2 separate regions of the Homo sapiens genome follow, and region 2 is linked to region 1. Evidence: read pairs that join two places in POLR2A ChIA-PET (ENCODE). Cell type or tissue: MCF 10A. All regions are shown on one strand. Each heading gives the region's core, and the rest is flanking DNA. Links, peaks and the distances in the headings are about the cores only. Region 1 holds the start of LOC124904527 (a long non-coding RNA gene). Region 2 overlaps ENAH (ENAH actin regulator).

Evidence for each region. Peaks named below come from ENCODE experiments on the same cell type or tissue, not always from the same donor. Only the 100,000 strongest peaks of a DNase experiment are listed, where the experiment ranks them.
Region 2: POLR2A ChIA-PET joins it to region 1 with 10 read pairs; 6 of 35 experiments call an interaction of 5 or more read pairs at or near these places.

What each region holds. Positions count from the first base shown.
Region 1 is chr1:225,761,914-225,773,922 of GRCh38, forward strand. LOC124904527 (a long non-coding RNA gene) reads right to left here and starts at 2,835. Exons shown (of 2, transcript XR_007066905.1): 1 at 2,691-2,835; 2 at 1,391-1,967. RefSeq lists enhancers at 4,775-6,270, 7,183-7,352 and a silencer at 6,394-6,565. In MCF 10A, for the core only: no CTCF peak of the experiment used is centred there; DNase peaks (open chromatin) are centred at 2,098, 5,238, 5,988, 6,378 and 1 weaker place.
Region 2 is chr1:225,547,155-225,559,163 of GRCh38, forward strand. ENAH (ENAH actin regulator) reads right to left here. Exons shown (of 14, transcript NM_018212.6): 3 at 7,752-7,929. Among named protein-coding and RNA genes, the nearest start is that of LINC02765, 85 kb to the left of the region's middle. RefSeq lists an enhancer at 1,839-2,338. In MCF 10A, for the core only: a CTCF peak has its summit at 7,251 (motif pointing right); a DNase peak (open chromatin) is centred at 7,267.

The DNA of each region.
Region 1 (12,009 bases), core at 1,350-9,349:
TTTCTGCTGCAAAACACAGATATTGCATTGCCTGGCCTGGGATTACAATTGCTGTCCTTCCTATGTGATGATGACCCATGGGTGATTCCACTACTGACTGATCAGCAGGTCCTTCTTCAGGAAGCAGGAAGGCTTTTCTGCACCTGGGAGACAGGCGACGCCTGCTTCAGTCTATACCACTGGCAGCTGCTTACAAAGCATATGACCACTTAAGTCATTGTCTCTGACACTTCTGTTGGAAAATAGCCATCCACCTCAGAGGAGGTGGTCTGTCGGCTGCCGATAGTTCCCAGGAACCACACTGGTGCTTCCCTCTGAGGTCTGGAAATTCACACATAAAAGTCTTCATAACCTTTAGGGAAGAGGCAGCCAGAGAAACTGGATTCAAGTCAGGATGGTTTGGGGGATGGGCTGAGGTTAATCCCTCTACCGTGTTCTCAGAATGAAGAAAACAGACATTTACTGAGAAAAAGAACAGCTCTGAATACAAATACTAGAATAGGGCTTTTCAAATGTGTGCCTTCTGTGGCTCCCTTTATCCAGAGAAAAAGAGTCCATGGATTTCTCCCCATACTGCTTAACGTGGCAAAAGACCCCGAATTGCTGGAATTAATGGGAAGACTAGAGCAGCTCTGGATAAGACACCAGTGAGGTAATGTCTGGTTTTTGTTAAATATCCCAAACAGATTACTCACTCTTGCTAGATAAAAGGTAAAGACACTGTCGTGCTATTAACACAAATCCTGCTGCAAACAGGGCCCCCACGGGTCCCTGGACTGGGAAGCTGCCATGCTGTTCAGTGGTGGGGGCGGGAGAGAGAGGCAGTCACAGTAAACATTGTCCAGAGAAGAAAACCAGTCAGCTCTGTGATCTTTGCAAACTCCTTTTTGTTAAGGAACCCAGAACACCAATGAGACCCTGGGAGGCTCATATTTGACAGAGCCAGAAAGAAGGTCCTTGGGAAAGATCCCTTCTCTCTGTCTTCAGTAGAACTTGGCAGAACTGGACAGCCAGGCCCAAAGGCTCCGCTGGCTCCTCTTACCCTCGGGGCCTTTGATTCTATACCTGGAGCAATTCCTTCCATTTACAGCACCTTTTTTTTTTTTTTTTTGAGACAAACTCTTACAAAGCCCAGGCTGGAATGCAATGGCATGATCTCAGCTCACTGCAACCTCTGACTCCCAAGTTCAAGTGATTCTCCTGCCTCAGCCTCCTGAGAAGCTGGGATTATAGGCCCGCACCACCAAGCCCGGCTAATTTTTGTATTTTTAGTAGAGATGGGGGTTTCACCATGTCGGCCAGGCTGGTCTTGAACTCCTAATCTCAGGTGATCCGCCCACCTCAGCCTCCCAAAGTGCTGGGATTACAGGCGTGAGCCCACCATGCTTGGCCTTTTTTTTTTTTTTTTTTTTTTTTTTTAATTATTTTTTGAGACATGGTCTCCCTCTGTGGCCCAGGCTGGAGTGCAGTGGCACGATCTTGGCTCACTGCAATCTCCACCTCCCAGGTTCAAGCGATTCTCCTGCCTCAGCCTCCTGAGTAGCTGGGATTACAGGCTTGTGCCACCACAGGCCAGCTAATTTTTGCAGTTTTAATAGAGATGGGGTTTAACCATATTGGCCAGACTGGTTTCAAACTGCTGACCTCAGGTGATCTGCCTGCCTCGGCCTCCCAAAGCTGGGATTACAGGCGTGAGCCACTGCCCCCGGCCCCATTTAAAGCACTTTACAAAGAATTTCCACATGCATTGTTTCAACTGCTCCTCATAAGAGCCTTGTAAGATGAGCTGAGAATATTGAGGCTCAGATTGGTTAAGTCGTCAAGCAGGGTCATGGCTGTTTTCCTCCATTTATTGAGAGTTGGATAAAAGTCTCCGAGGTAGTTCCCTTCTCAACCTTAGAGTCTAGGGTTGTCAGAGGCCTGGGAGAGGCTGAGAAGAGAGCCAGGGAATTGGCAGAGCTTCCGTTCTGCAAACAGACAAATGGAACACCAGGAAACTGGACCTTTTTCCCCAAGGATTCTTGCTTTTAGCCAAGTCATCCCACACACTCTCTGACTCTGTGGTAGGGTCCTTGAAATTTCATCTCACAATTTCCTGGCAGATATCAGGGCAGCGGATGGTAATCCCGTTATTGTTGGCCAGTCTCCCAAACAGGCCCAAATGCTGCCTGCTCGTCCTGTTGCAGACTTCCTCCTCCCCTCTACCATTGCCTGGCCAGCCGGCCTTTAATCTTGGTGGTGAGCTCTGCAACCTTGCCAAGAAGTCTCCCAGACAAGTGAAAGCTCCTTGTGATTGTGAGAAAACAGCAAGGCTGGCATCCCCATCACACCTGCCATCCCCCTCACTCACTTCCATTTATAAGCTTGCACTATATGCAGGACCTGCCTTTCAGAAGCCCTGAGACACAGTGAGGCTCACAGGAGCTGGGAACTCAGCTCCTTCAGACCTGGAAGGACCTGGGTCTGCGCTGGGAAATGTTTGTGCTCATCACGTCAGATGCATCATCCATGAACTTTTCCTCTGAAAAGCTCAGCACATCTCACTATGATTCTTGCTGCTCCCAGTTCCTCTTTCTAAAGGAAATCACCAGCCTCCTCTGGTACCTCAAAGCTTTAGTAATCAGGAACTAAATAACATGGAAAACATGGAGAATCGCATGGAGGCAAAACAGTACCACAGCTGTACCTACTATTTATAATGAAAGTCAGCCCAGAGTGCCTGCCTTTTTCATCATCTCTCAGTTATCCACATGCTCAACCTGGGGGACAGGAGGAACAGGGAGAAAATCATGATTATCCTGTGGTTCACTTTACAGTTTACAATGCATTTTTAAAATTTACATACACTTGGCCGGGCACGGTGGCTCACGCCTGTAGTCCCAGCATTTTAGGAGGCTGAGGCGGGTGGATCACTAGGTCAGGAGATCGAGACCATACCAGCTAACACGGTGAAACCCCATCTCTACTAAAAATACGAAAAAATTAGCCGGGCGTGGTGGCAGGTGCTTACAGTCCCAGCTACTCAGGAGGCTGAGGCAGGAGAATGGTGTGAACCCGGGAGGTGGAGCTCGCAGTGAGCCAAGATCACGCCACTGCACTCCAGCCTGGGCAACAGAGTGAGACTCCATCTCAAAAAAAAAAAAATTTACATACACTTAAAATATGTTATTTCTCTCAATTCTCAGAATAAAACCATATGGTACATAATAGATACAAATTTTGGTTTCTCTCTTTTTTCCCAATGAGGTTGGAAAGGAAGATATTACTATTTCTACCTTACCAAGGAGCAAATCAAGGTTGTAATTATTCAAAATCAAATAAATATATTGTAGTGGACTCTAAACTCAAATTCAGCTTTCCTGGTTATAAATGCCAGAATCCCAGATTCCTGGGATTTCTATACGACCCCTTCCTTCCTCTTAAGTCCTTTGCTCCCTGTGGAGCTGTAGCTTTGTTTTGTTTTATTTTATTTTAGAGACAGGGTCTCACTCTGTGAGACCAGTACACAGCATGATCCTGGCTCACTGCAGCCTCTACCTGCCAGGCTCAAGCAATTCTCCCACCTCAACCTCCCGAAGAACTGAGACCACAGGTGTGTGCCACCATGCCTGGCTAATTATTTTATTTTATTATTATTTTTGAGATGGAGTCATGCTCTGTTGCCCAGGCTGGAGTGCAGTGGCGCAATCTCGGCTCACTGCAGGCTCCGCCTCCCGGGTTCACGCCATTCTCCTGCCTCAGTCTCCCTAGTAGCTGGGACTACAGACGCCCGCCACCACGCCCGGCTAATTTTTTGTATTTTTAGTAGAGATGGGGTTTCACCGTGTTAGCCAGGATGGTCTTGATCTCCTGACCTCGTGGTCCGCCCACCTCAGCCTCCCAAAGTGCTGGGATTATAGGCATGAGCCACTGCGCCCAGCTTATTATTTTATTTTTTGTAGAGACAGGGTCTCGTTATGTTGCCCAGGCTGGTCTCGAACTCCTGGGCTCAAGCAATCCTCCCACATTAGCCTCTCAAAGTGTTAAGATTACAGGTGTGATCCACCACGCCAAGGCAATTTTACTTTATTGAGACAGTTCTCGCTATTGACCATGTTGGAGTCCAGTGGTACAATCACAGCTCATTGCAGCCTCTATTTCCTGGGCTTAAACGATCCTCCCACCTCAACCTCCCAAATAGCTAGGACTACAGGCAAATGCCACCATGTCAGGTTAATTTTTATTTTTTGTAAAGATGGGGTCTTGCTATGTTGCCCAGGCTGGTCTCAAACTCCTGGGCTCAAGCAGTCCTCCTGCTTCAGCCTCCTAAAGTGCTGGGATTATAGGCATGAGCCACTGTGCCTGGCCTATAGCTTTAAAAATTTCCCCAGTGTATACCATCCTCACTATTCCCAGGCACAGTTCTAAGTAATTGAAGTCTACTGAGGTAGGTATCAATATTATTCCCATTCTCTAGATGACGAAACTGGTGCATGTAGCAGTTAGGAAATATGCCCAAAGGTACACTGCTCGTAAGCGGCAGAGCAGGAATATGAATCCAGCCAGTCTGGTTCCGGAGTCTGCATTCTTGATCACTGCACTATACCAACTTTCACTTTGTTGTGAGCACCTGCCTATCTCAGACATCAGTCAGTAAGTCCCTTGAAGGCAAGAACTGTCCTTTGATCCTTATTCCTGAGCCCTAGGCATTACATTTGGCACAGAGTATATGCTCAATAACCATCTATTCATGCATCTGAACAAATGCATGGATAACTGGTCAGGAGGGGACGCCAGCAGAAAGGCCACCTGTTTAAACCTAAAATCGCAGAACTCAAACTGGTCCTCCATTCTTTCTTCTGCTTTTCTCTAAGATATTACATAGCCACAAAAGCAGATTCTTGATTCCAATCTAGTCCATCCTTTCATAGACTTTGAGTGATCAGCCCTCCCTAAGGCAGTGCCCCTCTCAAGGACCCAATGCAGAGCTGCTGGGGACCCCGCCCGAGGTCCATCTTTAGGCTCCCAGGGCTACACTTCTGTGTCAGGGTTTAGGTCAGCAGGATTCACACAGAAACTGGAAATCAGACCCATGGACGGCATCTACGGTGAAGTGGAATCAAACGGTAAGGGCTTCCCAGAACATCCGAGTGAATCAGCTGCTCAGGCTGGGACGAATCCAGAACACATGCCCACAAGGGGTGGCAAGTTGTAAATTGAGATCTAATATGAGCCATCTGGTCTGGCAAAATGGCCAACTGGAGAGATGGGAGCCTGGAAACTGCCCAGAAGCAAACTTATCTTGGGGAAATGATGAGTCAGCTCTGTCCAAAAACAAAAGCCTTTAATGAAGTCCTTCACAGTAAGCCCCACAGAATCTTTCTGGAGCAGCTAGAGTTAAGTAACTCCATCTAAAGGTTACCTCTGGTTTCAAAGTTTTCAGATGCCTGGTTCCAGGCTTGGGTGTAACAGAGCATGAACACAGGCGAGGTAAACCCACACTGCTTTGTGGGGGTGGGATGGGATTCAAGAATCATTTCACAGCCAGATAGATGTGTCAGGTAAGATGTGACGAGACATGCAGGACTAGCTGGGGTCCAGCATTTCCCCCTAGCATGGGGACAGTTTAGCCTTGGTCCTGGAGGACAGCTTTTCAGTGTCTTCTCCCAGCCACAGTCGCTAAAAAGCAACCAATTACCAGGTCTAATTATCTTCCTTCAGCCTCTTTACTGGCAGCAGCTGCCAAGGCTCTTGCCAAAACTCTGCTTCACCAACATCCTGATCCAAAAAGCCCCAAGTCAACGAGGAGAAGGCTCTGCGGGCCCAGAACAGCTGTGAGGCTTCCCAACACCAAGACGGGGCACAAGAGGTCAGCGCCGGGAGCTTCAAAGCAACTTGCCCCCTTGAGCCCCCTTGGCCTCAGCATCTGGATGGAGGAGAAGCAGTGGCGCCAGCCACCTGGAACCACACCAGAAAATGACACAACGGCAATCAACACACTGGCCCCAACCACCCCCGCCCCAGGAAGTTAGGAAGCTTTTTAAAGGCCTTGTTTGTGCTTGTGGTGGAAGCTCCAAGGTCAGGGCTGGCCTAGAGCTCAGTGTGTGCCTCACAGCTGAGCGTAGCTGGGAGGTATGTCAGGAATTCTCTAGGTCGGGGCTGGGGGTCTCTCAGGGCACCATGCCACTGCTGATCCCTACTTCCTTGCACTCCAAAGTAGCTTGCCTACTTCTGCCCACAGGTGAGCCTGAGACCTGATTAGCCTCTTCCTGCACGGAACAAGAGGTAGCTTCCTCCTGAAAGATGTCCTGAGTCGCAGAAGCATTCTCTGACTTGCACAAGAATGAGTCTCCAAAACCCCAGTCACCTGGGGGGCCTGGACTTGTCTGAGCAGGGAGTGGGGAAAACCAGGCGGCCATCCACTCGGCCTCCAACCTTGCAGCCCCAGGGGAAGAAGGGCCAGGTGCAGTTTGCTGGGCAGTTATGAAACTTGAGAAGCTGGAGTGACTTTGGGCTGGTGCTTTGAGAACAGGGAGGTATTGTGTGATGAGGCGCAGAGCGGGTATAGAATACCCAACAGTTCATGCACAAACACGATCCCAGCCTTGTGCAGAGAAAGGGGCTTCCAGGGGCCTGGGTGGTTTCAAACTGGAATGTGAGGAGAAAGGTAGTGCCCATGAGGCTGTTGGTGACCCATACCCAGGAGGAGGCCCAGAAGCCAAGCCAGCCCTCACCCCTACGCACAGACAGTTCCACAGATCTCAACACGTATGCCCTGAGACATCATCTCTGGGGATACAGAAATTCTATCCGTCAGCAATTAAAGAATATTTTCTTAAAACTTGGGTGGGTATCTTCCCCATGTGTTGTCATCTTGGTCATCAGTAAATACCCACTGAGCAGGACTATCTGCATGGTCCTGTCAGAGGTATTATGGTCACAAAGGCCAGTGCCTGCCCTCCCGGGCCCTGCGTCCTGACGACAGGGCACCAATCGTAAGAGGCAGCAAAATAGCTGGAGATTGAGCAACCAGACACACCAGCCTTGCAACTGGTCAAACAAGAGATGCAGTGCACCTCATCTGTGCACTACAAACAAAAGCTTTACATGTTTTACAATTTTTCTCTCTCACAGTGGCTGGAAAGCTGGATGAGGTGAGAAGAGAATAAGAGCAAAGCAGAGAAATTGGGTAGAGAAAGTGATAATGGAGTGATAAGCCAGGGGAGCTGGGAACAGTGGCTCTCAGGTCTGAGTCGAGAAGGATCCAGGACAGACACCTAATTGGTTATGATTTCACCCCCCCTCTCTGGGCTTATCTTCTCCATCTGTCCTCCCACAGTTCCCAGCTCAGGGCGCTGAGCTCTGATAGTTCTCAAACCCTTTTCTCCCTTTACTTACTGCGAGAAAGCTGTGGTTATCAGCATGCTGGCTCTTGCAGCCCCAGGTGCCACACTAAGCTCCTAGGCCAGTCCCTAACCCTGTTGCCTCTAAAAAAAATTAAGTCGAGACAGGGAGGTGGGAGGACCTTCCACACCATGTTCCAGTCCTCACTGCCCACTCCAGTGCCTTCTTTCTCAAACGGTCATCTCAGACATCTCTGCCATATTCCCACCCCCAACTTCCCCCTGGAGAAGGGCTGCATCTGCTTCCTAAAAGCTTGTCTTCTGGGCCTTTTCTCATGCCCACCTTGTATCTGAAAGCCTGACCATTCCATCAGTCATCATCTGACCTTTATTTCCCAAATCCAGCTCCTCTCTGCAGCTTTCCCTAATTGCCACCCCCAATTAACCAGTCCCAATGAACCTGAGCAGAGGCTCAGCAGAATTTTGGGACTCGATCGTAAACACAGCTTATTATAGCTAGTGGTATATGCAGACATTACCTTATTCATGTTGTGTCCTCCCCACAACCTCCACAAAACCCAAGTGAGCCTTTGCGCCATGTTGGACTGCATGACTGATGACATGACAGCTGTGATCAATCAAGATTCCGCAATCACCATTCTGCAGGCCACTGGGAGCTTTTCTACACCAAAGCCCTCTGCTGAGTGGAGATGTCATCTGATTTATTAATTAATGCAAACACTGTTCATCCAAATGCTCCAGGGCATGGTTTAAAAAAAAAACAGAACGTTTAAAAAATGATAAAAATAACTTTTGCCAGCATAGAAATAGCTGAAGTTTTCTTGTTGTTGTTGTTTTTGTTTTGAGACAGAGTTTCGCTCTTGTTGCCCAGGTTGGAGTGCAATGGCACAATCTCAGCTCACTGCAACCTCCACCTCCCAGGTTCAAGCAATTCTCCTGCCTCAGCCTCCCGAGTAGCTGGGATTACAGGTGCGTGCCACTACACCCGGCTAATTTTTTGTATTTTTAGTAGAGATGGGGGTTTCTTCATGTTGGTCAGGCTGGTCTTGAACTCCTGACCTCAGGTAATCTGCCCGCTTCGGCCTCCCGAAGTGCTGGGAATACAGGCGTGAGCCACCACGCCAGCCTAGCTGAAGTTTTATTCCTGGCCCTTTCATCCCAGCAGCAATTCTTCCCTCCCCAGCCCCATCACACCCCTCTTCCCCCTGCAGCACCCCCACCCAGGTCGCTGTCCCCCTTTCCCACCTTCCCTACCGTGCTTCTTTGTCAATTAACAGAATTCCTGCCGCTGTTTGCTAATTGGGTTAATGGAGTGACTGCATAATTGTTCTCTCTCTCTTCACAGCCCAACTCACTATACTGGCTGCTTTCCGACAACCTACCTCTCAGCTGTTCCAGGATCACTAATTTGCAACAACAGCTTCCATTGTCGTCCACATCTGGGACTTCGGGATTTTAAGTGAATCTCTCTAAGGCGGAGAACAGAAGATGCTGCTATTTTGGTTTGTCTGGTCTACAATGGGGCCATTCTGCGGAGTTTCTGTTCAGTGCGGGGCTGCCCGGGTGAAGGGGAAATTGGAGCGGTGATGGGATTCAGCCAGAGAGCTGCATGCTGAGGACTAGGGAGGGAGGGGAGGAGGGGAAGGGGATGGGAGGAGGTGGGAGGTGGGGGCAAAATCTTGACCTTTTCTTCCCAGCCATATGGGTTTGCATTTCATTTTAATCAGTTTCAGATGAAACTGACAAGCCAGGAACCTCAGGAATCTCAGTGCCCCCACCTTTGGCCTCTGGTCTCTAGAACAGCCAGCAGCTGAGGTTGGACAGGGTGTGACCTGGCCTGACCCAGCTTCCCCCAGAGGAGGCAGCATTGAGGGTGGCCTTTGCGATACCCAAGGTTCCATCTGAGCCTGTTTTCTCTCAACGTCCTTGGGAAAAAAAACCAAGATTTTTTTTCCTCTGTTGTTTTTTGAAGGTGTTTGTTCGGCTTGAAATCTGTTTCACCTAAAAGGGATCATTACCTACCCAAAGTATAGAAATGATCACATTCTTGGAGTGGGGTGCAACTGGGGCAGTGACAGAAGCCTCCAGGAACTCTGAGATGTCCCTGGGGGATGCCTTAGTAGGTAGGGGTGGCATGAGGGTGCTAGTACAGTCTTTGGTCTAGAGGTCCCTTGAGCCCCCTTGGAGGGGCTATATTTCTTAGGTTGACTTCTTTTTTTTTTTTTTTCCTAGATGGAGTCTTGCTGTGTCACCCAGGCTGGAATACAGTGGTGTGATCACAGCTCACTGCAACCTCTGCCCCCCAAGTTCAAGCAATTTTCGTGCCTCAGCCTCCCAAGAGTAGCTGGGATTACAGGTGCACGCCACCACACCTGGCTAAGTTTTGTATTTTTAGTAGAGACGGGGTTTCACCATGTTTGTCAGGCTGGTCTTGAACTCCTGGCCTCAAGTGATCCACCCACCTAGGCCTCCCAAGTGCTGGGATTACAGGTGTGAGCCACCATGCCCAACCTTCTTAGGTTGACTTCTATCCCTGCCTTCTTTGCCCTTCCCTCCCCACTGTTCTCAGCCCCGGCCCCCACCCCAGCTGCAATCCTTGCTCCAGGGCTTCTGATCGGAATCCCCTAGGGAGTGCTGAATGTGGGTCCCTAGGGGTCAGCTCTGGGCTGCTCCCACACATACACAAGGAAGAACATTTTTCGGCATTTCATACAGTGACACTTTATATTGTTCTATCTTGTAATTGGTTTACTTCCTGATTTCCCCAAACAGCTATGAGGGTAGGAAATGGTCAGGCCTCTCTGAAACCCCAGTGTACTGTGCCCTGTTATGGTAGGTGCTTCATCCATGCTTATTTCTGCCTTCAGTTTTGATTATTTGTAAACTTGCCTAATCCCTGCACCCTCCCCTGCTTTCATTACTTGTAAGCTTCTTGTGCATATCTTTGTAGTCATTGTAGCACCCCTGGTAGGGTGACAGGCCCGGATTAGGTGCTCAGTAAGGAATTAATAAATTAAACTGGATTGGAGATTCCTGGTAATCAAATGAGAGCCCTTGTGAAAGGAAGTGTTGAGATTGAGCAAAAGGTAAACAAGTCCACCAACATGATTTCAGCTAAGCTGGGTGTATGTACTGATGTACTGAATGGGCGACCATTTCCTTCCAGAAAGGCTGGAGTCAGCCCTCCGGGATGGCTGTCTCTGTGTGACTGTCTGCACACCACTGCCCTCCACTGGACACTGAATCAAAGCTGCCCCAGACCCACGTTGGTGTCAGGACTCCCTCAGGTTTCCTTCCCTCCCTATCTGGGACACAACCTCCTGGGCAAACCGGTTTCTTGGTTGGCTTCTCTTACCAGGTTTGTTTTACCCTGTCTGCCTTGCATTGAATCCATGAAACTTGGGAAGTACAAGAGGAACAATGTCTTCTTTCACTCCTGGCATATAGCGGGGTCAATAAATATTTAATAAGTGAAAATAAACATGACACACATTCCTGGCAAGCCAGCAGCACTTCGGACTAGTACTATGATTATTAATATAAGAATCCATTTAAGGACCTATATATGTTCTTAGTCTAAAGCAGCTACAGTGCTGATTGTTTTTAGAAGACAACTGAGGAAAACAAAGAGGCACCAAAACTTAAGCAAAAGAAAGAGTTCAAAAACAGTCACTCCTCTTTATCTTAACAACCACCAAACTTTCCTCCTCTTGCATGCCTCCGCAGACCTTTGGGAAGATACAGAACAGGATGTAAAGGGAGGGGAAGTGAACACAGGTACTGCCAAGCCTCAGGGATTAGACTGCTCCCTCCCTCGCTTTGACGCGCTCTCCAGCTTCAGCTATTGGCATTTGTGAACTTGCCTTATTATCTCTGCCCCTGACCTCACTAGCTTGTAAATTGCCTTGCCCAGCACAATGACTGGCCTATAAAAGGTCTGCCATACACAGTTAACTGAATTCTGGTGGTTGAATATGCATGTTACTAATAATTTGCCAACAGTAATAATAAAATAGGTTGTTTTTTTTTAAAGAGACATCACATTTACAGCTTAGAAATTTTGATTTGGTGAGAAATTGTTTTCACCTTCCACAATTCAACTCTGGGGTTAGCTGTGGACCTGGTAGGCAGTGGGATATATGAATCTGAAGCTCAGGGAAGAAGCCTGGACGAAGTAGGAATCCAGGAGCCTCATAGCATGGAGGTTGGGGTTAAAACTCAAAGGGTATTGTCCAGGAAGAACTAGAGAAGGTGAAAACCAGAGGCTGGTGTCTTGGGATCCCAATCCTGAAGAACCAGGGGAGGCAGAGGAGGTCAGGACAGAGCCAGAGCAGAAGTCAGAGAGGAGCGAGAAAGAATGGGGCCAAAAAAGCCAGGGGTCTGGGAAGTTTTCGGGATTAGAGGGTGGCCAGTGGCCTCAAATACAGCTGAATAATCTAGTCACAAAGGATTGAGAGATGTCTGCTGGAGTGGGTAATATAATAGTCAGCTGGTGAACCCATGAAAGCAACTTTGGGGTGAGAGGGTAGATACAGTGGAAATGGGATGGGAAATGGGATCAGAAATGGGATCAGGAATGGGAGGCAAAGACATGAACACAATCGCGGGAGGTGGTGAACATAAGGAAAAGTGCAAGGGCTTTTGGTTTTGACCCTGCACCCAGGCT
Region 2 (12,009 bases), core at 2,612-10,611, 210 kb before region 1:
TCCGCCTCCTGGATTCAAGTGATTCTCCTGCCTCAGCCTCTTGAGTAGCTGGGATTACAGGTGCGCACCACCATGCCCAGCTTATTTTCGTATTTTTAGTAGAGATGGGGTTTCACCATGTTGGTCAGGCTGGTCTCGAACTCCTGACCTCGTGATCCACCCACCTCAGCCTCCCAAAGTGCTGGGATTACAGATGTTAGCCACTGCACCCGGCCAAGACCTCTATTATTAACATATGAGAATAGGTAGCCAGAATTCTTTCTTAATGAAAAAGTTACCTAAGTGAAGTACAATCAGAACCACATTGGTTTCCTGTTTAAATTCACCTCATTCTACCACTGTTTGAATTTTCTTCTCTATTTCTGCCTCCACTCAGGAACTGAATGCTTGACTTACAGCCTCCAGTAGCTCCCTTTTCAAACCACAGCTAGCTTTCTGGAGTACAGCTTTACTCACATTATCACTCTTGCTTGAAAACTTACACTGAATCTCTATCACCCAAAGGTCTCAAACGCCCTTCTTGATCACCTACCTTTCTGAATTTATTCCCACCAGGCCAAACAATTCCCTGCTCTACAAACACAGCTCATTCTTCCCACTTTTTGTACAGGTATGCTATTCCTCAGGCCTGATATGTCTTTCCCCCTCATCTTCCCATGCCTACAGTATGTCCAACTTTCAAAATCCAGACCTGAAAGTCAGCTTGTCACTAATATGTTCCCGGCTGCTCCAGTGAGAAGGCGGCTCGTCCCCTTCACACACCCAATACAGTATGTTATCTGTCCTCAGACAGGGTTTCTCTTGTGTGTTATGGTTGTGCCTTACCTCCCCTGTAAGAGGAGAAAGAAGATCTGTGAGGACAAGACTTGTGTCTAATTTGCGCTGGCATACAGATGCACTCAAATGATGGATGAATTAATTTGTCTATAGAAAAAAAGAAAACACCCAAAAGATATGTCTTTACCGGGCAGTTAAGACAAAGCAGATGTTGGAGAAAATTTGAAAGCCTACTTTTTTTTTTTCCTCTAAGTTAATCCATATAGAATTTTCATTTTCTTTTTTTTTTTTGGACATTAGCATTCAAAATAACATTTTCTAGTTTAATACTATGCCTTTGCCTTGTTTAATTCCCATGATATCCTGACATAAATATTCTCATGACTCACATTTTATAAATTAGGAAATAGCTTTAGAGAAAGCACCAGAGGGAGAGACAGAACTAGAGTCTTTTGACTCTAAACTCAAGTTCTTTCTACTAAATCACAATAAAGACCTTAACAGTTTACTTAAAAACACAAAACTAAAAGTAAATTCAAATTTTTGCTTTCCTAATTTCTCACTCTAAACTGACTTCCCTCAAAGGCGTTTTTAAAAATGCTTTGAAGATCTTGAACTGAAGGCCAGACAAACGCAGTAAAAATAAATGGCCTGAAGGCTCGAAAACCCAATCCCCTTTGTGCCTCCCTTTCTAGGTATGGACAGCCTGGGGAAATCCCAGCTCTCCATGTCAACCTTTCTAATTGGAAATTGGGAGTGACAACAGACATATTAACCTCACATTACTGTGATTCACAAAAGGGAGGACTGTGAGAGGTAAGTATGAGAAGAAAGTAGAGCAGGCAGACCTACGAAAAGACTGTCCCCACCTACCCAATCCCCAAACCTGTTACTCACTTAATACTTAGTGAACAGATTTTTTTTTTTTTTTTTTGAGGCAGAGTTTTTACTCTTGTCACCCAGGCTGGAGTGCAGTGGCACGATCTCAGCTCACTGCAACCTCCGCCTCCCGGGTTCAAGCAATTCTCCTGCATCGGCCTCCCGAGTAATTGGGACTACAGGTGCCCGCCACCACGCCCAGCTAATTTTTGCGTTTTTAGTAGAGATGAGGTTTCACCATATCAGCCAGGCTGGTCTCGAACTCCTGGTCTCAAGTGATGCACCCGCCTCGGCCTCCCTAAGTGCTGGGATTACAGGTGTATGCCACCGCACCTGGCCAAACAGATAGGTTTTATAGGGTTCAAAATGTTAATTCTCCAATAAGATTAGTTGTTTCGGAAAGCTAAACTAAAAAACTTTGTCCAGGGTTATCTTTGGGATTCTTTTCAGGTCCAAATTTTTAAGATTTCATGAAAGCATTAATAAAGAACCGCAAATGGAGTATATCCAGAACCAAATGTGTTATCTGCAGCACAGTATTTCCTCTTCCATCCTCTTTCACTCTGTCTCTGGTTAACAGGACCATCTTTACCGGGGGCCCAAACTGACACACCTGGTCATCATTTTAAAACACTGTTCTCTCCTTCCCGGCCTGCCCATTACATCTTACTGACAAAGAGAAAAGAGGTTGAGTTCTAAGACCTCGGTACAAAAGCCACTAATGCCACTGTCTAGCTGTGGGTCCTCGCATCACTACAGTAGTGACCTTCTGTAAGTGCCAATCTCATTTCTAAAACAAGGATAATACCACCAACCTTGTAGGGTTGTTATAAAGATGATTGGTTATGTATACGCCAGATTAAGACCAAGCACACAGAAGGTGACCAATAAATAGATCATTATTCCTGCCTCAGAATGGCTTTAATTTCTATGTGAGGACAAAGGTAGAAAGCTAGAACACTGCCGTGGCAGGTATAGCCAGCACTAAATGAAAGCTGGTCACCTCCTCTTCATTCTGCTCCTCTCCTCTCTCTACTTTGTCAGTTCAGGCCTCATCTTTCTCACCGGTATTATTACAACAGTGTCCTGAATTGATCTTCATGCTTGTAAACTTGCATGCTCACCACACTTGTCCTAAAGCACAAACTTGATCATATCAATCCTTTATTTAGCATCCTTCAATGACTCTTCACCACCTCCATGATAACATGCACACTCGTCAGCACTAGGCCCTTCCCAACCTTATCTCTTGGGATGCCCTGCTCCTGACCCCCACCACATAAATTCTCATGTCCAAGCCACATCATGGCATATTTGTTATTTCCCAATTGCTCCATGCTCTCATGCTTCCAAACCTATCTAGAATGTTCTATCACTGATGAGCCCTCCCCATTCTTCAAACATAGCTGAAACATCACCTTCTCTTCAAAGCTTTCCCTGACCCTAGAATTTTCTTTGGTATTCCGAAGGCCTTTCTTCACACTACATTCGCAAGCTGTATCCTAATTTTGCTGGCCTTGTTTCTGGCAGCTGTAGCCCGACTGTGACATCAGGCAAGGGACAGGCTTTATTTATCATTTTTGTATTATTCCCAGTGCCTAACACAGTTTATAAAAAATACGCTTTACTGAAAATATTTTTGTGATATAAGCTTAATATTGTTTGCATTAATATCAACAATCTGGAAGACTAAAAAACAAAACTGTCACTATAAAGTATTTCTAGAAACTACTGAGATTTTTTTAATCCTATTAATTCCAAACATAAAGAGATTTTTAAATGCTGTGATAAAACTCATACAAATGTACATACTGGAAGGTATGTCAGGCCAAATTATCATTAAAAAATGAAATCTCAATATTATAAAACCTCTAGAAAATTTCAACCATAAGGAAGGTATGACTTTTGACCATGTTCTCATGTTCAATAGATTAAAAAATAAAACCCAGCAAAAGTAGTCTTTTAGATAATGGTAAAATACTTATTTTGGGGTGTTCTTTTTGAAAAGGCATGCTTCATCTTGGCTGAGAACAAAAGCAGTGGGATAATCTTACTGGTTATGCATATAATTTTCTTTTTTTTGGATTTAAAAATTATTTCCTATTTTCAAATGATTTAAACCTTTTAAGAAAATAAAAGTTGGGCAAATTTGCCTCCACCAATTATCACAAAAATTAACTTTGTAGTTTATATAATCCATAACTATTACCTATAAAAATCTATAAATGTACTGGATAAATAATAGAGAAATCAAAAATATCACTTTAGGTAATACACCCATTTAAAATTGAATCCATTTCCATGGAGAAAGGAAAAAATACACTGTAGCATTTGGTATAAAAGGAAGAGCACTAATTCAGCTCTTTTTCAAAAATGTTAGAACATGTGATTTGTGTTTTTTTAACTTCCAAATATAACTCACTGTATTTAGCACCTTCTGTACTTTCCAGTATATTAGATAATTGCATACCAAGTTAAAAACAAAATAAAGGAAAACATTTCTGCCACCCACCATTTTCATTAAAAAAAGGAAATATCACACAAACACACAGAGCACCTTGTAAAGGTTGGTATGACTAGCCCCCCAGAAAGCTGTTTTTTATAAATTTAAAAAATTTGAGGACGTAGGGGACACGGAAGAAGAGGAAAGGAAAATTATGTGATTATTGGTTTTAGCACAAAACGTGAGCTAGTAATTTTCAAATTCAGTTCTAGAGAACCATGGAGGCATCTCAGTGGTTGCGGATCCGGAACCCTATATCAATCAGAGAAGCTCCATATTTTCTGTCCATTTATACACTGAACTACCAAAGATCTCATTTGCACAAAAATGTCCATAACTTTTTAAAGTCTGAAAATCACTGAGAAGGATTAGCCGATGACAACAGTGGATAATATTGATATTAGCACCTAATAAATAAAAATACAAACAGAAATGTTTAATATGGAAAAATGTTTTAACAAGTGGTAAAACATTAAGAAACAGGCAAGACTAATATTTGTAGTTGCTTTATCAATAAGTTTGTTCTGCTTCTCATCAGTTTTATCAGGCTACAGTTTGTAAAGGGAAGGGAGATGTAAGTTAAGCTTTTTCAACTTGGTTTTGGAAGAAAGACAGTAGATGATTTCAGCAGCCAATTGGCTGTGAATCCAAAGCAAAGATTTTTGGCAGGGTATGATCAAACTGAGAGGTGACATTATTGGGTATGTTTGTTTAGATAAAGGGGAGGTGGCCCATATAATGTTGGGGTAGGGTACATACCTTTTCTACACTGGAGAATCTGCGTAAGAAATTATATCTATTCCCAAGAACACTCCTGATTCTTTTTTTTTTTTTTTTTTTTGAGACAGAGTCTTGCTCAGTCGCCCAGGCTGGAGAGCAGTGGCACGATCTCAGCTCACTGCAAGCTCCGCCTCCCGGGTTCACACCATTCTCCTGCCTCAGCCTCCCGAGTAGCTGGGACTACAGGCGCCCGCCACCACGCCCGGCTAATTTTTTTGTATTTTTTAGTAGAGACAGGGTTTCACCATGTTAGCCAGGATGGTCTCAATCTCCTGACCTCGTGATCCACCCGCCTCAGCCTCCCAAAGTGCTGGGATTACAGGCGTGAGCCACCGTGCCCGGCCCTGATTCTTAACATCTTACTCTCTCCCATGCTTCTACTTCCACACTAATTAAGGCCATCAAAAATAAGAAATAGTATTTAACTACAGTAATTTATGAAAACAGTCATTTTCTAAGTAAATCAGACTATTTAGAACTTAGCCATTCTATATGGTTTTTTTTCCATGATGAAAAACTACAGAACTAAAAGCTTCCTTGCCAGTGACTGATCCACAATACCAGGAGGCAGCTGTGATGGACTCATTTCTTCCACCATTATCTCTCTTTCCTCAGCCCCTAGTATGAGTGGTTGAGATTGTGACTGAGAATAAAGTATCAAAATCATCTAACAAGAAGCCTTTTTCCCACACTAAAATGCTTGTGTAGCTTGTAAAATGATGGCCGATTTTCCTATTTGCCAAACTTTCTATAATGTGGAACATTGTTTCTTAATGCTTATTACCTTACAATAGAGAATGTAATTGAGTCTCTCCACATTAAGATTCATTAATTTGAAAAGATCAAGATTTAAAAAAAGGCTGTGCACGGTGGCTCATGCCTGTAATCCCAGCACTTTGGGAGGCCGAGGTGGGCAGATCACTTGAGGTCAGAAGTTTGAGACCAGCCTGGCCAATATGGTGAAACGCCATCTCTATTAAAAATACAAAAATTAGCTGGGTGTGGTGGTGAGCACCGGTAATCCCAGCTACCTGGGAGGCTAAGGAGGGAGAATCACTCGAACCCGGGAGGCAGAGGTTGCAGTGAGCCAAGATCGCGTCACTGCACTCCAGCCTGGGCAACAGAGCTAGGCTCCGTCTCAAAAAATAAATAAATAAATTTGCATTTTGAAATCAAACCATATGACTACTCATTGAGAGAAACAATCCTTTCCATTTGGCTAAAAACTAAAAATCAAAAGTCAATGACAAGAGGAATAATAAAATTTTAACTACTTTTAAAAAAGGAACATTTAGTTTCCAATATAAGTTCCTAATATCAGTAACATTTAGTTTCTAATATCAACGGATACACTTTTGAAAGTTTAGAAATAAAAATAATGCTAGTTTGTTCTAAAACACGGGATAGTCAAATGTCTACTCTCCAAACTTTGGTACCTTAATTATTTATCACATAACTGACCTATCCAACAAGATATTAAGAAAAAAAAAAAAAGAATCACAATTCTAGCTTCTTCCCTATGGTAAAACTACAGTAAATGAAAAGCAATTCTATACCTATGATAGCATGCCAATAAAATACTGACACCTAGGAGAGAAGTACAGAGACTTAGAGAAATGACCTACATACAAGACTATACAGACTTTCCTATGCTATTTTCTGGACTTAGAGACACACCAGGCCAAGTTCTAGTGGTTTATTTTCTCAAACTAGACAAAATATGCAACCTATGTATAAGTTATGTATTGATATTAATTTCCTCAAAAGAAGATCTGATACAAAACATCTAAAGGCATAACAACTTTAAGTTTCTGCAAGATCCCAAAATGTCTTCTTGCTCTGAAATTAGTATTTGACAGACTAACACACCAGCTAGATGCTTCAACCCTTTTTAGTATAAGGCAACATATACATTGTTTAATGTATTTATAACAGATTTTGAACAGATTTTGATATTCTACACTTTCAACAAAGTATCAAATTTTCATCTGACTGCAACTCTTTCCTCTTAAAATATATATTGTTTACAGTACATTTATATCATTAAAATCATTACTAAATATACAATATAGGCAAGAGTAATCATATTTGTGTTTTCATGTATAACAATTATTTCCTGATTATAAAATCTCTCTCTTCAAAGAAATAACCACACACTGGTACATTTTTCTATTTTTTAAACCAAGACAAAACTGAGCTTATCCTTGACATATGTACAGTTTTTAAAAATTGAGATTTTTTTAAAAAGTGATTTCTATATATATTTCTAACCAATATGCACTATCAGAGGAGATGCAATTCATGACTGATACCACCTGAGGGCACTCCTAAAATCTTTAAAAAAACCGAGAATCACATTTTTACCTACTGGGAAGGAGACCCAGTCCTACTTCAAGTCCATGCTTTGAAAAATGTCTTTCAGAAAACATGTGTTTCTTTACACAAAGATGATAAATAAGCATAATTCCTATCCACTGCATATTCTCTGGGCTTCATGTACTTGCAACGGAAGTGTTTCTAAAGCAGGATGAAACCCATCTAAATACTTCAAATAAAAGGGTTACAGAATTAAAAAGAACTAAACTCACAGGATTATCTTTCTAGATTATACATTTATCATCAATAAAAAGTTCACATTTCTATAGAAAATAAAAATTCAAAAACTACTTCAAATATATACAAGATCTAAAAGTTAACAAACATTTGTTTTAACATACACATGGCACTTCAGTTCAAGAATACAAGTAAATCTTCAGTTTTGCTTTGTCTCTGGAAAAAGAAAGAAAATACAAATAAACCATGGGCACCTTACCTGTTTCCTGTGAATTTAACACTTCTAAGGCATGCATCATGGCACTTGCGAAGACATTGGCATCCTCTTTGCTGCCAAAGTTGAGACCATACACCTGTCTAGCATCTCGCCACTGGTGGAAGGTCTGTGTAGCTTGATTGTACTTCAACCCTTTAGGAATGGCACAGTTTATCACGACCTAAAAAATAATAATTCTTTATAAAGTCAAACCAATAATTGGCAAAATCAAGGATGTCAACAAATGCTGATTGTATATATTCATTCAAATGTGTTCCTAACAGACCTTGGCAAAAATTGCTTAAACAATTATCTGGGTAAAATCTACACAAATATCAGTCTGATAGAAGTTAAGCTTTTCGCTGATTACAAAGGTCTGCCATAAAACAGTAAATCAGCCGGGCACGGTGGCTCACGCCTGTAATCCCAGCACTTTGGGAGGGCTCGAGGCAGGCAGATCATGAGGTCAGGAGATTGAGACCATCCTGGCTAACACGGTGAAACCCCATCTCTACTAAAAATACAAAAAATTAGCCAGGCGCAGTGGCGGGTGCCTGTAGTCCCAGCTACTCGGGAGGCTGAGGCAAGAAAATGGCGTGAATCCAGGAGGCAGAGTTAGCAGGGAGCCAAGATCACACCACTGCACTCCAGCCTGGGCGATAGAGCGAGACTCTGTCTCAAAAAAAAAAAAAGTAAATCAGCAAAACAAAAAAAAATTTTCCTCATTAAATATATTTTAACTTGTTTGCTGAAGTTTTACAAATACAAAAAAGTATACACAACCTAAGAGTGTATCTCTCTGAATGTTCACATGAAGTCAGTACCCTGATTAAGAAATCAAACAGCAACACCAGAAGCCCCTCTTCTTAACTCCTCCCACCTCCCAAAAGGTACTAGCCACACTTCTAACATCATAAATTACTACATTTATATGAAATCCAAAAACTAACATATCATTCTGAGGAGGGTCTTGAGTATCTATATAGGGGTCTTAAGTATCTTTCATTAGATTTATTTCCTATTATTAATCGAGTTTTGTAGGTTTTTGGATTTTATATAAATGGAGTTATACAACATGTATTAAACGTATCTGCTCTCTTATCCTCAAAATTGTAAGAGCCATCCACTTGTTGCATGCAGCTGTGGTTTGTTCATTTTCACTGCTCTATGGTAGTCGTTTGTATAAATCATATTTATTTAACCATTCTCCCATTAATGAACAATTGGATTATTTGCAGTTTGGGCTATTAAAAATTGCGATGTTATGAACTTTCTACTGCATGTCTTTTGGTACAAACAAGCATTCATTTTTGTTGGGCATATACCCAGGAGTGGAAATATCACAGGACATGTGTATGTTCAGCTCTAGTAGAAAATTCCAAGTAGCTTTCCAAATTGGTTCTAGTAATTTACATTTCCACAAGAGTATACAAGAGCTTGTGCTACTTCTACATACTATGCAACATTACAACTGGTACTGTCAGTCTTTATTTTAGCAATTCTGGTGGGTATGAATGCTTTATCACTGCAGTTTTAGTTTGCATTTCCCTGATTTTTATTAGGTATCTAGATGTCTCTTTTTGTGAATATCTGCTTGAATTAAGTCTCTTGTCCATTTTTCTCCTGAGTTGTCAACTTTTTTCTTCTTTGATTTCTAAGCCCTTTATATATTCTAGATATGATATCATTGTTGGTTATCTGTGATGCATATATCTTATGCCATTCTATGAATCGCCTTTTCACTCTTAACGGTGTCTTGATGGATGTAAGTTCTTCACTTTGATTCTGTTCAAATTAGCAATCTTTTCCTTTATAGTTACTGCTTTAGTGCCCTGTTTAACAAATGTTTCTCAATCACAAGGTCATGAAAATATTGTCCCATATTATCTTGTAGAAGCTTTATTATTTTACCTTTCATATTTCTATCCCCAATCCAACTGGAATTGATCTGTGCCTATGGTGTGAGGTAGGGATCAAGTTTGCTATTTGTTTCAATATGGCTGTCCAAATGATCCAGCACTATCACTGTGCTGCAGGTTTGCCTGCAGCACATAAATCAAGTGTCTATAAGGCTCTATTTTCACCTACAGATCAATATGCCTTTTTGCCAACTCTACAATGTCTTAACTGTTGTAGCTTTATACGAAATCTAGATGACCATTAGAGTGTGTCTTCCTGTTTCATTCTTCAAAATTGCTTTGGCTCTTCTCAGTCCTTTGTGTGCAGCTAGTTTTACATTCTGATTATCAGTTTCTACCAAAGAAATTTTGGGGACTTTGAGGTTGCATGAAAGCTAACATATCAATCTGAGGAGGCTCTTAAGTATCTTTATAGGGGTCTTGAGGATCTTTCATTAGATTTATTATTTTCTATTATTAATCGAGTTCTAAGTATTAGAATCTTCTAATATTCCTAATAATTTACATTAAGGTTTTTTCCTCTAAATACACAATCATGTGATCGGCAATGGACAGCTTTATTTCTTCCTTTCCAATCCATTCACAATGTATTTATCTCCATACACTGGCTAGAAATAACAATACAATGCTGAAAAAAAGTGTTCATAACAAGTATCTTTATTTTCTGATTTTAGAAGGAAAGCTTTCTCAATTAAACCGTTAAAAGTATGATCTTTCACACCAGGCAGGTGGATCATGCCTGTAATTCCAGCACTTTGGGAGGCCAAGGCAGGTGGATCACTTGACGTCAGGAGTTCAAGACCAGCCTGGCCAACATGGTGAAACCCCGTCTCTACTAAAAATACAAAACTTAGCCAGGCGTGGTGGCATGTGCCTGTAATCCCAGCTACTTGGGAGGCTGAGGCAGAAGAATCACTTGAACCCAGGAAGCAGAGGTTGCAGTGAGCTGAGACTCTGCCACTGCACTCCAGCCTGGGCAACAGAGTGACACTCTGTCTCAAAAAATAAATAAATATATAAATAAATAAATGACTTTTCATGTAATAATTTTATTGATATCTTTTATCTGGGGAAAAACCCTACTACTTGACAGCTAAGGGTTTCCATCATGATTGAATACTGCATTTTATCAAGTCCTCCCCAACATCTCTTGAGGTGACTGGTTTTTCTGTTTTTATGCAGTAAGTTACACTGATGATTTTCTAGTATTAAACCAACCTTACATTCCTAGGATAAACAATCTTGGTCCTCATATATCAATTTTTATAAATCTCTAGATTTTTGTTTGATATTGCTCTGTTTGAAATTTTTACATGTACTTTTATGAGTGAGATTAACCTGTAATTTCCTCTCTATTGTATTCATACCAGGTTTTGATACCAAAGTAATGCTGGACTTAAAATGAATTGGCACTGTAGAGTTGACAAAAAGATAGGCATCCTCTTTTTGTATTCTCTGGAAAAAAGTACGTAATACTGGTGTTCTTTAAAGGATTGGTTGAAAAGAACACCACCAGTAGAGCCAGCTAAACAAAGTTTTCTTCCTTTTACTTCTTTTAATGATAGTCTTAATTTCTTTAAAGTGTTTTCGTAGGAATTTCTACATCTACATTTTCAAAATTACTAAAATAAAGTAGCTCAAAATATCTCCTTAATCACTTAAATGTCTGTAAGATTCACAGTGATGTCCCTTCTTTCTTCATAATGGTTAAACCATTTTTTTTTTCAAGAGCTGTCCCTCACAAGGACTTTAGAGACAAACCTCTCCTCCTTAGTGTGTTTGCTTTCTACTGCATTAATTTCTGCCTTTTTTTTTTTTTTTTTTTTTTTTGAGATGGAGTCTCGCTCTGTCGCCCAGGCTGGAGTGCAGTGGCGCGATCTCGGCTCACTGCAAACTCCGCCTCCCAGGTTCACGCCATTCTCCTGCCTCAGCCTCCCGAGTAGCTGGGACTACAGGCGCCCGCCAACACACCCGGCTAATTTTTTGTATTTTTAGTAGAGACAGAGTTTCACCATGTTAGCCAGGAAGGTCTTGATCTCCTGACCTCGTGATCTGCCCACCTCGGCCTCCCAAAGTGCTGGGATTACAGGCGTAAGCCACTGCGCCTGGCCTGTTTCTGCTCTTATCTTTATTGTTACCCTCTTTCTATTAATATTCTATATGGCTTTAATGGCCTATTATTTAATTTCTTGAGATGCATCCTGAGTTCTGGCTGAAAAGTCAACAATACTTCTTTTTCAAGATAAACATTTTAGCCTCTAAATTTCATTTTAATCACAAGTTTAGTTGCATTCTATTAGTGTTAATATGTGGCATGTTCATCATTATTCAGCTCAACCAAT